Linked DNA regions of Homo sapiens: region 1 is linked to region 2. Evidence: read pairs that join two places in POLR2A ChIA-PET (ENCODE). Cell type or tissue: A673. All regions are shown on one strand. Each heading gives the region's core, and the rest is flanking DNA. Links, peaks and the distances in the headings are about the cores only.

Evidence for each region. ChIA-PET counts read pairs that join two places held together with the same protein. Peaks named below come from ENCODE experiments on the same cell type or tissue, not always from the same donor. Only the 100,000 strongest peaks of a DNase experiment are listed, where the experiment ranks them.
Region 1: POLR2A ChIA-PET joins it to region 2 with 14 read pairs; 1 of 35 experiments calls an interaction of 5 or more read pairs at or near these places.

The regions. Positions count from the first base shown.
Region 1 is chr5:136,745,955-136,754,294 of GRCh38, reverse strand. It overlaps CTB-1I21.1 (a long non-coding RNA gene), which reads right to left. Exons shown (of 4, transcript NR_188339.1): 2 at 319-480. Among named protein-coding and RNA genes, the nearest start is that of CTB-1I21.1, 15 kb to the right of the region's middle. In A673, for the core only: no CTCF peak of the experiment used is centred there; a DNase peak (open chromatin) is centred at 3,624.
Region 2 is chr5:134,820,292-134,828,631 of GRCh38, reverse strand. DDX46 (DEAD-box helicase 46) reads right to left here. Exons shown (of 23, transcript NM_001300860.2): 22 at 1,612-1,685. Among named protein-coding and RNA genes, the nearest start is that of C5orf24, 22 kb to the left of the region's middle. In A673, for the core only: no CTCF peak of the experiment used is centred there; DNase peaks (open chromatin) are centred at 3,241, 3,751 and 5,381; H3K4me3 peaks cover 857 bases; H3K27ac peaks cover 4,971 bases.

The sequences.
Region 1 (8,340 bases), core at 294-8,293, 1.9 Mb before region 2:
CTATGTATTTTGAATGCCCTTATTTATAGTTAAAATTTTCTAAGTCACCCAGGTGTGCAGGATTTGAACTATATTTTTTCATCAAATGTTTACTCTCAGAATTCAGTCTTATTCCTTTCAAGAGAGTGCTTCCCACAGAAATACAAACTACCATCAGAGAATACTGTAAACAACTCTATGCAAATAAACTAGAAAATCTAGAAAAAATGGATAAATTCCTGGACACATACACCCTCTCAAGACTAAACAAGGAAGAAGTTGAATCTCTGAATAGACCAATAACAGCCTCTAAAATTGAGACAATAATTAATAGCCTACCAACCAAAAAAAGTCCAGGACCAGACGGATTCACAGCCGAATTCTACCAGAGGTATAAAGAGGAGCAGGTACCATTCCTTCTGAAACTATTCCAATCAATAGAAAAAGAGGGAATCCTCCCTAACTCATTTGATGAGGCCAGCAGCATCCTGATACCAAAGCCTGGAAGAGACACAACAAAAAAAGAGAATTTTAGACCAATATCCCTGATGAACATCAATGCAAAAATCCTTAATAAAATACTGGCAAACCGAATCCAGTAGCACATTGAAAAGCTTATCCACCACCATCAAGTCGGCTTCATCCCTGGGATGCAAGGCTGTTTCAACATATGCAAATCAATAAACATAATCCATCACATAAACAGAACCAATGACAAAAACCACATGATTATCTCAATAGATGCAGAAAAGGCCTTTGACAAAATTCAACAGCACTTCATGCTAAAAACTGTCAATAAACTAGGTATTGATGGAACGTATCTCAAAATAATAAGAGCTATTTATGACAAACCAACAGCCAATAACACACTGAATGGGCAAAAACTGGAGGCATTCCCTTTGAAAACTGGCACAAGACAGGGATGCCCTCTCTCACCACTCCTATTCAACATAGTGTTGGAAGTTTGGCCAGGGCAATCAGGCAAGAGAAATAAATAAAGGCTATTCAATTAGGAAAAGAGGAAGTCAAGTTGTACCTGTTTGCAGATGACATGGTTGTATATTTAGAAAACCCCATCATCTCAGCTCAAAATCTCCTTAAGCTGATAAACAACTTCAGCAAAGTCTCAGGACACAAAATCAATGTGCAAAAATCACAAGCATTCCTATACACCAATAATAGACAAACAGAGAGCCAAATCGTGAGTGAATTCCCATTCACAAGATGAAGAGAATAAAATACCTACGAATCCAACTTACAAGGGATGTGAAGGATCTCTTCAAGGAGAACTACAAACCACTGCTCAACAAAATAAAAGAGGACACAAACAAATGGAAGAACATTCCATGTTCATGGATAGGAAGAATCAACATCATGAAAATGGCCATACTGTCCAAGGCAATTTATAGATTCAATGCCATCCCCATCAAGCTACCAATGACTTTCTTCACAGAATTGGAAAAAACTACTTTAAAGTTCATATGGAACCAAAAAAGAGCCTGCATTGCCAAGACAATCCTAAGCAAAAAGAACAAAGCTGGAGGCATCACACTACCTGACTTCAAACAATACTACAAGGCTACAGTAACCAAAACAGCATGGAACTGGTACCAAAAACAGATATATAGACCAATGGAACAGAACAGAGGCCTCAGAAATAACACCACACATCTACAACCATCTGATCTTTGACAAACCTGACAAAAACAAGAAATGGGGAAAGGATTCCCTATTTAATAAATGGTGCTGGGAAAACTGGCTAGCCATATGTAGAAAGCTGAAACTGGATCCCTTCCTTACACCTTATACAAAAATTAATTCAAGATGGATTAGTGACTTAAATGTTAGACCTAAAGCCATAAAAACCCTAGAAGAAAACCTAGGCAATACCATTCAGGCAAAGACTTCATGACTAAAACACAAAAAGCAGTGGCAACAAAAGCCAAAATTGACAAATGGGATCTAATTAAATTAAGGAGCTTCTGCACAGCAAAAGAAACTACCATCAGAGTGAACAGGCAACCTACAGAATGGGAGAAAATTTTTGCAATTTACCCATCTGACAAAGGGCTAATATCTGGAATCTACAAAGAACTTAAACAAATTTCCAAGAAAAAAAAACCCATCAAAAAGTGGGCAAAGGTTATGAACAGACACTTCTCAAAAGAAGACATTTATGCAGCCAAAAGACACATGAAAAAATGCTCATCGTCACTGGTCATCAGAGAAATGCAAATCAAAACGACAATGAAATGCCATCTCACACCAGTTAGAATGGTGATCGCTAAAAAGTCAGGAAACAACGAATGCTGGAGAGGATATGGAGAAATAGGAACACTTTTACACCATTGGTGGGAGTGTAAACTGGTTCAACCACTGTGGAAGACAGTGTGGCAATTCCTCAAGGATCTAGAACTAGAAATACCATTTGACCCAGCCACCCCATTACTGAGTATATACCCAAAGGATTATAAATCATGCTACTATAAAGATACATGCACACGTATGTTTATTGCAGCACTATTCACAATAGCAAAGACTTGGAACCAACCCAAATGTCCATCAATGATAGACTGGATTAAGGAAATGTGGCACATATACACCATGGAATACTATGCAGTATTGCATGAACAAGGATGAGTTCATGTCCTTTGCAGGGGCACGGATGCAGCTGGAAACCATAATTCTGAGCAAACCATCACAAGAACAGAAAACCAAACACCACATGTTCTCATTCATAGGTGGGAATTGAACAATGAGAACACTTGGACACAGGGCAGGGAACATCATACCCTGGGGCCTGTCCTGGGGTAGGGGGCAGAGGGAGGGATAGCATTAGAAGAAATACCTAGTGTAAATGATGAGTTAATGGGTGCAGCAAACCAACATGGCACATGTATACCTATGTAACAAACCTGCACGTTGTGCACATGTACCCTAGAACTTAAGGTATAATAAATAAGACAGACAAACCAAAAAAAAAAAAGCAAAAATTCTAATATTCACCCACCTCTTTTATTAGCTGTGGAGTTTTCAGGTAAAAAATAAATGTTTAATTGGCAAAAAAAAAAGTGCTTCCTTGCTAGTGGGTTAATAGCATCCAACTGGTAGATTGTTGTATGGATTATATGCTGTAATGTCCCTAGAAATCCGGAACTCAAGAGTTTGGTCTCTGTGCCTATTGTGCTATATAGCCTTTCACATTTTGTGTAACCTCTTCTGGCTCGCTTTTCTCAATGGCAAAATAATAATAATAATTCAGGCATGTACTGTCTAGTTTTTTTTTATGTTTGTTTGGTGTTTTCTGCTCTTTAGTGATAGGGAAAATAAAAGCATACATTGGCAAACAATGTAAAACCTTATTCAATAACAGATGGAAACTAGGAGGATGTGGACAATCACCAGTGAGGCTCCTGCACAGCTCTTTTGAATGCAGCCCACACAGGTCCAGTATGTGATAAGACTGGGCCTTTAAAAATTCATACCAAATCTCACAGTTTCTATCCATGCACAAATTCCATGCTGGCTCAGGGTAATTTCTGCAAAGTGACTGTGCCTTTCACATAATTTATGTTCTCTTTTCACTCTGTGGGGGCTGTAGGCAGTTGCCTGCAGGAGTGTGAATTTGATGAAGTCATCAGCCAGCTCTGTGCTGTTCCTGGATGGGCTGGTGCTTCCGGACCCTGCTGGGCGGAAAGGCTGAGGAAAGCTCTCAATCTGTGCACCAAAAAGGGTGTAATGACTCAGCTAGGAACCCCAATAACCAAAGAGGGAAAACATGGCACTGCATTCCTTCAGTAAAAGGCAACTCTTATTCTCCTTCGAGTCATCCTGGGCCTGAACAAGCTCTTGGAATTATAAAGCCTGATTCCTCAGGTCAGCATAATGCGTCTAAAGACCACAGGAGAATTTCCTGATCCAGGAAGCTTGGGGTGGGATGGAGGGAGTGGTGTGTATGTGTGTGCACATGCGTTTATGTGTTTTAGGGAGGTAGGGATGGAAAGGGTCTGCTGTTACTGAGAATCCACAGTCTTTTGGGGAATAGGCTTCTTGCATCTGTGATGTAATGAGGTATATGTCCCAGAAGGCTTGAGTCAACAGGCCCCTCCAGGGAGCACCAGGACTGGTACTTTGGTTTCCAGATATTTGGGGTGGGGGTGAGTTGGAGGATCCCTCTTGCCTTTGAAGTTGAGCCTCTCTGGGTAGCTTATCTCACTATAAAGACATTGCTTTTTTATATCCAATTATGGTCCCACAGAAGGATGTTCTTTACTGGATCACAAATCTCTTCAAGTCACCAAAGGATACTGAACACTCACTCTATGGCAGGCGTTCTGTATCAGAAACTAAGGAAAAGAGTGAATAAGATGGTGGTTCTGAGTTCAGGAAACTTACAAAACAGCAAAAGCTTCCTGTGAGCTAGCAGTATACCAGGCTCTGTCCTAAGTCTTTAACATTTAGTCCTCGCAACAGCCCTATGCAGTAGTTGCATTAATATTGTTGTTACTTTAGATATGAAAAATGGAGTCATGGATTAAATGACCTAAATTAATACAGCTAGTCAATTGTAGAGCCAGGCAGTGTGACTCTAGGGTTGATGATTAAACTATTATGGTTGCTCAGCAGTTTGAAGACCAGCCTGAGAAAAATGGTGAAATGCTGTCTTTACTAAAAATACAAAAAAATAAATAAATAGCTGGGTGTGGTGGTGCAGGTCTGTGGTCCCAGCTACTCAGGAGGCTGAGATGGGAGGATCACCTGAGCCCAGGGAGGTTGAAGCTGTGGTGAGCCACGATGGCGCACACTGAACTCCAGCCTGGGCAACAGAGTGAGACCCTGCCTTAAAAACAAACAAGCAAAAACACTATTATTGTTTGCTGCATTAGTCTATCAAGAAGAGAACATACAGAAAAATATAATGCGTCAAGTGCTATGGAGGGGTAAGTACACAGACTGTGAGAGCAAAGAGAATGATGTATGGGAAGGGGAGAGTGACCAGACACTGCTTCCCAGAGGAAGTGACATCTGAGCTGAGCTCTAACATTGATTGCTCACTAGCCAGGCAAAATGGGGATGTGGGTTTCAGGCAGAGAAAAAGAAAGTGCAAAAGTCTCACAGTGAGAGAGAGCATGGTTTATTGATATTTAAGGAATGGAAGGAATTCAGTGAGGTTGAATCATAAATTTCACAGCAGGAAATATTCAGACATGAGATTGCAAAGGTTTGTTTATCCATTCAACATTTATTTAGCACCCACAATATGTCAGACAATGTGTTAGACTCAAGTAAGATATCAGTTGAAAAAGATACGGTGTTTGCCATCATGGGACTTATAGTCTATAAAATGAAATGACATCTAGTCTCACCTGGCAGAAAAAAAAAATAATTAAACTTGGAAAGAAGGCAAAAAGGTGAATAGAATGTTCTTTCAATGTCATACTGGGACATTGTTTAATGGATTCACTAAACAATAATTTAAATATCTAGAATAATGTACCTGTTTTTTATTTTGATATTCACTATTAACTATGAAGTCATACTCTGATGTTAAATGTTTTATTAGTCTGTTCTCACACTGCTGTAAACGTAGTACCCAAGACTGGGTAATTTACAAAGGAAAGAAGTTTAATTGACTCACAGTTCCACGTAGCTGGGAGGCCTTGGGAAACTTACAATCATGGTAGAAGGGGAAGCAGGTGAAAGAGATCATGTGAGAGTGCAGGAAAAACTACCATTTATAAAACCATCAGATCTCGTGAGAATTCACTCACTATCATGACAACAGGGAAACTGCCCCCATGATCCAACCACTTCCCATCAGGTCTCTCTCTCCACACCTGTGGGTTACAATTCAAGATGAGATTTGGGTGGTGACACAAAACCTAAACATATCAAATGCATAATGTAGGTATCTGTGTGGCAGAAAAGATAAGTTTCAAGGTCACAGTTTTATTGTCCTGTAGGAATTTAACAAATTAAATCTCCATTCTAGTATGTTAGTTTTCTATTGTTGCTATAGCAAATTCCCACAAATGTTGTGGCTTAAAACAACTCAGATTTATTATTCCATACTTCTGAATGTCAGAAGTTTGGTACAAGTCTTACCAGACTAAAGTCAAGGTCTGTGCATGCTTTGCTCCTTTTTGGAGTCTCTCAGGAGAGAATCTGTTTCCTGCTCATGTGAGTTATTGGAAGAATTCAGTTCCTTACAGGTTTGTGACTGAGGTCCCCATCCATATTCTTGCTAAGTATAAGTTGAGGGATATTCCCAGCTTGTGGAGGTCATCACGTTCTTGGCTCATGGTCCCCTTCCTCTAACTTCAAAGCCAGCAACAGCAGATCCTTCTCACATAGCATCATTCTGACCTACCATCTGCCTTCCTCTTCTATTTTTATTCTGTGGTTAAACTGAGCACACTCAGATAATCCAGGATTATTTCCCATATAAATATCCTTAGACTAAATTAATTTTTAAAATCTTTTTTGCCATGTAAGATATTATACTCACAGGTTCTGGGGATACAAGTGTTGGGGGATCTTTTTTCAGCCTACCACAATATAGTAAATACAGTCCATGTTCCTCAAAATGCTCTTTTATTTACTTATTTTTTGTGTAAAAAATAAGTTTTATTTTTCATCCTTACCATATTTTAAAGAGATAGTTTTCTTAGTTTCATAGTAAGTCTTTTTTAAAAATCTATTTTTATTCATTTTTGTGGGTACATAGTAGGTATATATATTTATGGGGTACATGAAATGTTTTGATACAAGCATGCAATGTAAAATAAGCACATCAAGGAGAATGGGGTATCCATCCACTCAAGCATTTATTCATTGAGTTGCAAACAACCTAATTACTCTCTTTAAGTTATTTAAAAATGTGCAGTTATTATTAATAATAGTTGCTATTTGTGCTATCAAATAGTAGATCTTTTTTATTTTTTCTATTTTTTTTGTACCCATTAACGATCCTCACCTTACCCGCCCCTTCCTACTACCCTTTCCAGCCTCTGGTAAACATCCTCCTGCTCTCTATGTCCATGAGTTCAATTGTTTTGATTTTTAGATCCCACAAATAAGCGAGAACATGCAATATTTGTCTTTCTGTGCTTGGCTTATTTCACTTAACGTACTGATCTCCAGTTCCATCTATGTTGTTCATATTGTTGCAAATGACTGAATCTCATTATTTTTTATGGGTGAATAGTACTTCATTGTATATGTGTACCACATTTTCTTTATCCATTCATCTGTTGGTGGACACTCAGGTTGCTTCCAAATCTTAGCTATTGAAAACAGTGCTGCAGCAAACCTAGGAGTCCACGTATCTTGTCGATATACTGATTTCTTTTGTTTTGGGTATATATCCAGCAGTGGAGTTGCTGGATTATATGGTAGCTCAATTTTTAGTTTGTTGAGGCATCTCCAAATTGTTCCCCATAGTAGTTGTACTAATTTACATCCTACCAAGAGTATACAAGGGTCCCCTTTTCCCCACATCCTTTCCAGCATTTGTTATTGCCTGTCTTTTGGATATAAGCCATTTTAACTGGGGTGAGATGATATCTCATCATAGTTTTGATTTGCATTTCTCTGATGATTGATAATGTTGAGCCCCTTTTTCTAGGCCTGTTTGCCATTTGTATATCTTCTTTTGAGAAATGTCTATTCAAATCTTTTGCCCATCTTTGATCAGATTATTTGATTTTTTTTCCTATAGCTTCTTATATATTCTGGTTATTAATTACTTGTCAGTTGAGTAGTTTGCAAATATTTTCTCACATTCTGTGGGTTGTCTCTTCTCTTTGTTGATTGCATCCTTTTCTGGGCAGAAACTTTTTAAGTTGATGTGATCCTATTTGTCCGTTTTTGCTTTGGTTGCCTGTACTTGTGGGGTAATAAGAAATTTTTGCCCATACCAATGTCCTGGAGATTTTCCCCAATGTTTTCTTATAGTAGTTTCATAATTTGAGGTCTTAGATTTAAGTCTTTAATCCATTTTGACTCTATTTGTTTATATGGTGAGAGCTGGGGGTCTAGTTTCATTCCTTTGCATGTCTCTAGTCTGATTAGCTAAGACTTCTAGCACTATGTTGAATAACAGTGGTGACAACAGGCGCCCTTGTTGTGTTCCTTATCTTAGAGGAAAAGCTTTCAGTTTTTTCCCATTCAGTATATTAGCGTGGGTCTGTTGTTTTTATTATGTTGAAGTATGTTCCTTCTATCCCCAGGTTTTGAGAGTTTTTATCATGAAGGGATGTTGAATTTTATCAAATGCTTTTTCAGTGTCAATGAAATGATCATATGATTTTTCTCCTTCATTCTGTTTATATGATATATCACATTGATTGATTTGTATAT
Region 2 (8,340 bases), core at 321-8,320:
TCAGAGAAAGCAAAACAAAAAAAACAAAAAAAAAAAACGAACCAACCAACCAACCAAACAAACCCAAAAGGAAATATTTAAGATCATTTCCTTTGCCAACTTATAAAACTATTGGTTATTTAAAATTTTAAATGTTACTATTACTGCATTGAGAAAGGAAAAACTATTCAATAACTAATGAATTCTCTGTTCACTCAACTATTCCTTAACAACTATGTTTTGAATCAACCTAATGGTGGTAGCATCTATGGGCACAAGATTCTTTTCGACCACTCCTTGGTGAAATAGTATTAAGCACATGATTTAACAGCTGTTTTACTTTTTCCCTCTTGTTTTGTGAACCCACTTTTCATTAAACTTCTAACCACCCCCACCCCCCAACAAAAAAAGGAATGCTCTGTGAGGGGAATTTTAGAAAAGCTCTCAGAATTACACTTAGATAAAAGACAACGTTTCCTTTCAAAGGAAATGTACACACTGTAGGGAGTGTTTATAAGCTGCAACTGGCACTAAAGACACAAGGACATGTCTACCTCCTCGGGAAAGGCAGTCTGTAAAGGGCTTTTTCCAAAATCAAATTAAGTCATTGTTTAAGTTTAAAGACACTGACAACACCATGTGTTGGCAAATATGTAGAACAACTGGAATTTTCTACACTTCTGGATTGAGTGTGAATTGATGTAACCTCTTTGGAAAACTATTTAGCAATACCTAGCCTATAATTAACAATTCTACTCCGAGGTATATACCCAAGGAAAAAATCATGCTAATATATACCAAACGCACATGGAATAATGTTCACAGAAGTGTTGTTCATAAAAACCAAAAATAAGAATAGCCCCCAAATCCAATATATAAATATAAATTAATTGTTGTATAATCATATAAATATTATATGGCCATGAAAATGAATTATTGCTACATGCAATAACATGGACCGATCTCCTCAAAATGTTGAGTGAAGGAAACTAGATGCAAAAGGTGCAAACGCATGATTACACTTATGTGGAGTTCAAAAACAGGAAAAACTAATCTATGATTTTAAAATTCACAATATAGGGCCGGGCGCCACGGCTCACGCCTGTAATCCCAGCACTTTGGGAGGCCAAGGCAGGTGAATCATGAGGTCAGGAGTTCGAGACCAGCCTTGCCAACACAGTGAAACACCATCTCTACTAAAAATACAAAAATTAGCCAGATGCGGTGGTGTGCGCCTGTAATCCCAGCTACTCAGGAGGCTGAGGCAGGAGAATCACTTGAACGCAGGAGGCGGAGGTTGCAGTGAGCCGAGATCGTGCCACTGCACTCCAGCCTGGGTGACAATGCAAGACTCAGTCTCCAAAAAAAAAAAAGAAAAGAAAAGAAAAAAAATTCAAGGTATGGTTTTGTTGGGGGGAGATGAATAGTGACAAGAATAGACACAGAGAAGACTTCTGGGATATTAGTAATGTTTTTTATTTCTTGATCTGGGTAGTGACTACACTGGTATGCTTATTACTTTGTGAAAATTCATCAAACTATATGTTTATGATTTGAGTACTTCTCTGTATTTATATTTCAATAAAACACTTATTAAAACAAAACAAACGAAACTTTAAGGTTTTCACTCACCAGCCGGATCAGCTCTTCTTTTATGAGCCTGGTGATTTCTGCCTTTGCTTTCTGCACAGCCAGTTCATTGGCACCTAGTGATTGAGTGGAAAGCATATTATTCAAATTACTAAACTTACACTGTGTTTACCCATATCACGGAGGTCCAGGAAGAAACACTGTAGGTGACTTTCAGAAACACTGTACTGCCTGCCAAGATAGCCATTTAATGCCTGGTGGAACATTACCCACATTATATAATGGCTGCTTATTATTTTGATTACTTTCAGAGTTTCAAATGTAACCACTGAGGTCATATTATGTGTTAAGAGTTCCTAGTATGGTGATTAAAAAGAGTGGAATAAAAAGACTATTAGTGATTTGTCCAGGAGATAGTAAGAGAAGGCTAAAGGGAAATATAACTTCCTTGGTTTATTCATTTAGTAAGTATTTATTAGACATTTATGATGTTCACTGAAGTCTACAAATGTTTCAGAAGGGTCTCGTCTGAACAAAATCTTTAAAATGAAAGGAGGACTAGCCAATTGGAGGGAGGAAAGATACCATAAGAGTATTTTGCAAAGGAAATTAATTACATGCGTAATGGTACAGAGTTAAGACAAGCATGCTTAATTATTGAAGAATAAGAGAAGCGTAGCGTGGTTGGAAAAGGAGTATGAAAGAACACCGCAAGATAGCTGACTAGATGAGGTAGGCTGCAGACATTCATTCACAGTTATCAATTTCATAAACATTAAGCACTCACCTCTCACATACTGTGAGACATTTAACATATAAATAACAAATTCATGCTCTTTAAAAGCTTACAGACTAGAAAAACAAACTTGTAAAGATATCAAAACAGGATGAAAAGGAAGTAGTTCACAAACTTCACTTTTAAATACCACTTTTAGGAAGTTTTCCTGACTCTGAAAGGCACAGTTAAGTGTTTTTTTCCTTAGTGCTCTCACAATATTGTATTTATACCATCACAAGAGCACACTTTTGAGGTAGAATGGACAAGATATTTTTTCTGATGGGATATGAACAGTGAAAAAGAGAAACAAATTAAGATATTAAGAGCTGGCTGGCAAGTGAAAAAAGGCAGAAGTAAAAGAATATACTGATTCCAGGAGGTAAACAGGTGTTTTCTGGACAGTGATAATGGGTGAAATTTAATTCTAAAATTGCTGTAGTTGAGGTGCTCATCAGACATCCAATTGGAAATACAGATGAGGCCAATGGAAATATGAACCAGAAGTTTAGAAGTGGCAGAGATTAGAGAGCCATCAAGGGTAGGCTGGGTAGAATCTGGAGCCAATGGACAATGCCAGTGAGTAGGTAAGTACAGATAGACACCATATTGCACACTGAGAAGAGAAAAAGAGCTGAATCAAAGAAGACTAAAGATTGAAATGTCTAAGAATAAAAGGAGGACTGGGTTTGCAACGTAGAGAGCTATATTTTTATCATTCCGTGTATTTTTAAAAAACACAAATGAGGGAAAGATTTATAATAAACGAGAAAATTTCCCCCCATATTAGAAATGAGTAACTTTTCTGTCCCCAGAGAGAGACAGAGACGGAGCTAGAAAGAGAGACAGAAACAGTTGCACAACAGGAAGGAAAAGGCCAAGGGTATGGCTATGAAGTCATAGCAACATATCTAATTTAAATCCTATACCTCCACTAGCCACCAATCACAACACTATAAAACTACGTGGGGAAGGTGAGTGCTGGAAGGGAAGAGAAAAAGAAGAATCAAGACCGAAGTCAAACTGAAAATTACAACAAAAATGAAATTTAGGAGGAAAACACGTTGCTTGGTATGAGTTGGTGTGAAGCTTGTTGATATTTTTGTGCAACTTTAAAAAGAAGGAAAATGACACTCTCACCTAGATTTAACTGGAAAATCAATTTTCCTACTTTTATCAGAGCCCGACAATTTGGACCAGTTTAAATTCTGACTTATGTAACTTCTTGTAATAGGTTACATATGTTTATAAGCAGCTATGAAAAAAAGGGCATTTCCTTTCATTGGTCCTAAAACAACTGTGGCTGCTTTTAAGGGATTCTCCACTAGTAAAAAGAGAGGGTCACAGAACAGGCTATATAAATTATACAGGCTGACTAGGCATGTAAGTCCTTCCTGTTCTCCTTCCCTTTGCCTGGTGGGAGGCCTGGAGCTGCTGAGCCAAACAGAGCCTCCAAGGAGCCAGCCAGGCAGTGGGGTCCCTCCAATTACAGAACTAGAAACAGATGACACTAGGCTCATTCCACAGTAGCAACACCTGTTTTCATCCTGTTAGTGTTTAGTTGAGTTCGGAGTTTCAAAAACTAAATGATCCTTTAAAAAATCTAATTACCTCTGAAAATTCTAAAAGATTTAGATCACTTAAATTACCAAACCCTAGCTCTTATTCAATATCATTATATTTCTTTTTCTTTTCTTTTCTTTTTTTTGAGACAGAGTTTCGCTGTTTTTGCCCAGGCTGGAGTGCAGTGGCGCCATCTCAGCTCACTGCAACCTCTACCTTCTGTTTCCAAGGTACTCAGCCTCTCGAGTAGCTGGGATACAGGCTCCCGCCACCATGCCCAGCTAATTTTTGTATTTAGTAGAGACGGGGTTTCACTATGTTGGCCAGGCTGGTCTCAAACTCTTGACCTTGTGATCCGCCCGCTTCGGCCTCCCAAAGTGCTGGGATTACAGGCGTGAGCCACCGCGCCCGGCCATTATCATTATATTTCTAGATTATTCTTAAGATTTGCTTCAACAAAGTTGCTTTTTTACTGAGGAGACTTGCTTAGATTATTATAAAAATTAGACGTTATTTCCTGAGTGTAAATTGACAGTGGAGACAAATGACCAGAACCATTCTGGATGAAAGGAAAACTACATCGGAGCTGTGGAATCAGTGAATATCTCACTTCACATCACTTGGTAGTAGAGATGTGTTCTGATAAAGTTATACATAAATTGAAATTTGATATATCAATTATACCATACTAAGCAAACACTGCATTTAAATTAATAAATGAATTACGAAAAGAATTCTTTTTCAAAGCAAATAATCATGTCTCTCACTTACCTCTTTATAAGGCAAGCAGTTAAAATATTAATTTTGCTTAAATGATACCCATGTATTCAAGCAGAAAATAAAATCCTGACTCCATGTACACCAAAGGTTTTATTGCCACATTCCTCTATCATTGTCTTCAGCCTGTATGATCTAATTAACACAGTAGCAAAGACCTGTCCAGTTCCAACTACAGAAACACATCAGCTTAAGTTTTCTCTGCTTGAAGACCCAGGGGTCAGCAATCCCCATTTCACTATGTAATAAGAAACAGTGTCACCTGAGTTAGAAACATACTGGGTCATTGGCAGACCAAAAGTATTTCAGGATACACAAAAGCATGCCATTTTTAAACCTGACTTCAAATAGATCTAAGTCAGTTTCTCATAGTCACAAACATGAAGAAAAAAGTGTAGTTTGCCTAGTTCTGGCCACACATCCTTTGTATGCCATTTAAAAATATGTATGAAACTTACCATGACTCAATGGTAGAGTGGGAAAAACACGGAAAACATAACAGCTGTATTTGCCGGGCGTGGTGGCTCTCGCCTGTAATCCCAACACTTTGGGAGGCCAAGGCAGGAGGATCACGAGGTCAGGAGATCGAGACCATCCTGGCCAACAATGGTGAAACCCCATCTCTACTAAAAATACAAAAATTAGCTGGGTATGGTGGCATGTTCCTATAATCCCAGCTACTTGGGAGGCTGCCAGGAGGCAGAGGTTTTAGTGAGCCAAGATTGCACCATTGCACTCCAGCCTGGCGACAGAGCGAGACTCCATGTCAAAAAAAAAAAAAAAAAAAAAAGATGAAATTAAGAAATTCTCAGATAAACAAAACCTGAGTTAGTTGCTAGTATACCTGCCCTACAAGAAATACAAAAGGAAATCCTCCAGACTGAAGTGAAAGAACCCTAGATTACTTGAATGAGGAAACAAAGAATACTCATAGCTACATACGTAAATATAAAAGTCAGTATTATTTTTAGTTTGTAGCTTCTCTTTATTTCCTGTATGATTTAAAAATTACATAAAATAATTATGAATCTATGTTGAAGAATACAGAATGTATGAAGATGTACAGGTCTGGGCCCAGCATGGTGGCTCACGTTTGTAATCCCATCACTTTGGGAGGCTGAGGCAGGAGGATCACTTGAGCCCAGGAGTTCAAGAACAGTCTGGGCAACATAGTGAAAACCCATCTCTACAAAAAATACAAAAATTTAGCTGGACATAGTGGCATACACCTGTGGTCCCAGCTAAATGGGGGGCTGAGGTGGGAGGCTTGCTTGAGCTGTGACTGGGTCATTGCACTCCAGGACAGGTGACAGAACAAGACTCTGTCTCAAAAAAAGATGAGTAGGTTTGGGAGGCCGATGTGGGAGTACAAGAGAAGCCAGGAGTTCAAGACAAGCCTAGACTGTAACATAGCAAGACCCTGTCTCTAGAAAAAAAAATTTTTTTCATTAGCCAGGCATGGTGGCACAGGCCTGTGGTCCTAGCTGTTCAGGAGGCTAAGGATAGAGGATCACTTGAACCCTGGAGTTTGAAGCTACAGTAAACTATAATCTCACCTTTGCACTCCAGCCTGAGTGACAGATCAAGACCCTGTCTCTTAGAAAAACATATACAGGAATTTTGTGTCAATAACAACAAAAAAATAGATGGGACTGTATAGGAGCAAAATTTTTGTATAGTATTAAAACTAAGTTGGCATTAATTGAACTACGTTGTTATGAATTAAGATATTAATTGCAATCCACTGAGTAACCGCTAAGAAAATACCTGGCTGGGCACGGTGGCCCAGGCCTGTAATCCCTGCACTTTGGGAGGCTGAGGTAGGCAGTTCACCTGAGGTCAGGAGTTCAAGAACAGCCTGGCCAACGTGGTGAAACTCCATCTCTACTAAAAATAAAATTAGCCAGGCATGCATCTGTAATCCCAGCTACTAGGGAGGCCAAGGGAGAACTCCTTGAACCTGGGAGGTGGAGGTTGCAGTGAGACGAGACAGCACCATTGCACTCCAGCCTGGGCAACAGAGTGAGACTCCATCTCAAAAAAAAAAAAAACAAAAAAAAACCTAAAAATACATATAGCAAAAGAAAGAAGTAGGCCGGGCGTGGTGGCTCCTGCCTGTAATCCCAGCACTTTGGGAGGCCAAGGCAGGCAGATCATGAGGTCAGGAGATTGAGACCATCCTGGCCAACATGGTGAAACCCCATGTCTACTAAAAATACAAAAAGTAGCTGGGCATGGTGGTGCTTGCCTGTAGTCCCAGCTACTCGGGAGGCTGAGGCAATAGAACCGCTTAAGCCTGGGAGGCAGAGGTTGCAGTGAGCCAAAATTGCGCCGTTGCAGTGAGCCGAAATTGCGCCGCTGCATTCCAGCCTGGTGACAGAGCTAGACTCCCTCTCAAAAAAAAAAAAAAACAAAAAACCCAGAAACAAGAGCAAATCAAAATGGCACACAAGAAAATATTGCTTTAACACGGTGGGGCACAGTGGCTCATGCCTGTAATCCCAACACTTTGGGAGGCAGAGGCAGGTGGATCACCTGAGGTCAGGAGTTTGACAACAGCCTGACCAACATGGTGAAACCTCATCCCTACTAAAAATACAAAAATTGGCCGGGCGCAGTGGCTCACGCCTGTAATCCCAGCACTTTGGGAGGCCGAGGCGGGCGGATCACAAGGTCAGGAGATCGAGACCATCCTGGCTAACATGGTGAAATCCTGTCTCTACTAAAAATACAAAAAAAAAAATTAGCCGGGCATGGTGGTGGGCGCCTGTAGTCCCAGCTGCTTGGGAGGCTGAGGCAGGAGAATGGCGTGAACCCGGGAGGCGGAGCTGGCAGTGAGCCGAGATTGCGCCACTGCACTCTAGCCTGGGCAACAGAGCAAGACTCTCTCTCACAAAAAAAAAAAAAACGAAAATTAGCTAGGTGTGGCGGGGGGGCACCTGTAATCCTAGCTTCTCAGGAGGCTGAGGCACGAGAATTACTTGAACCCAGGAGGTGGGAGTTGCAGTGAGTCGAGATTGTGCCACTGCACTCCAGCCTAGATGACACAGTGGGACTTTGTCTCAAAAAAAAAAAAAAAAAAAGAAAAGAAAAGAAAAGATTACTCTAACACAAAAAAGGCAGTTAACGGAGATCTTTTATAATGCAGGCATTTACAGCTAGAAATTTCTCTCTAAGCACTGCTTTCACTGAATCCTGTTTAAGTTTCACGAAGGTACTGAGGACTGAACTGTACATTTTTAATGGTTAAAATGGACAAACTTTTGTTACATGAATTTTACCTCAATGTAAGTCCTAAATAGCAAAAGACTGCTACAGATTTTAAAAATAGTTCCAAATGGAGACAGTACAATCAAGAAGTAAGAGGTCTAGCCTGGCCAACATGGTGAAACCCCAACTCTACCCAAAAATACAAAAATTAGCCAGGTATGGTAGCACATGCCTGTGGTCCCAGCTACCCAGGAGGCTGAGGCACAAGAATCGCGTGAAACCTGAAGGCGGAGGTTGCAGTAAGCCAAGATCGTGCCATTGCACTCCAGCCTGGGCGATAGAGTGCTAAACCCTGTACTGACTACAATGCTATGGTGTCAAGGAAATGAAGCCAGAACAGATGGTGCTATTATCTAGCAGTCTAGTTCTGTCTTGCTTCCATTTCA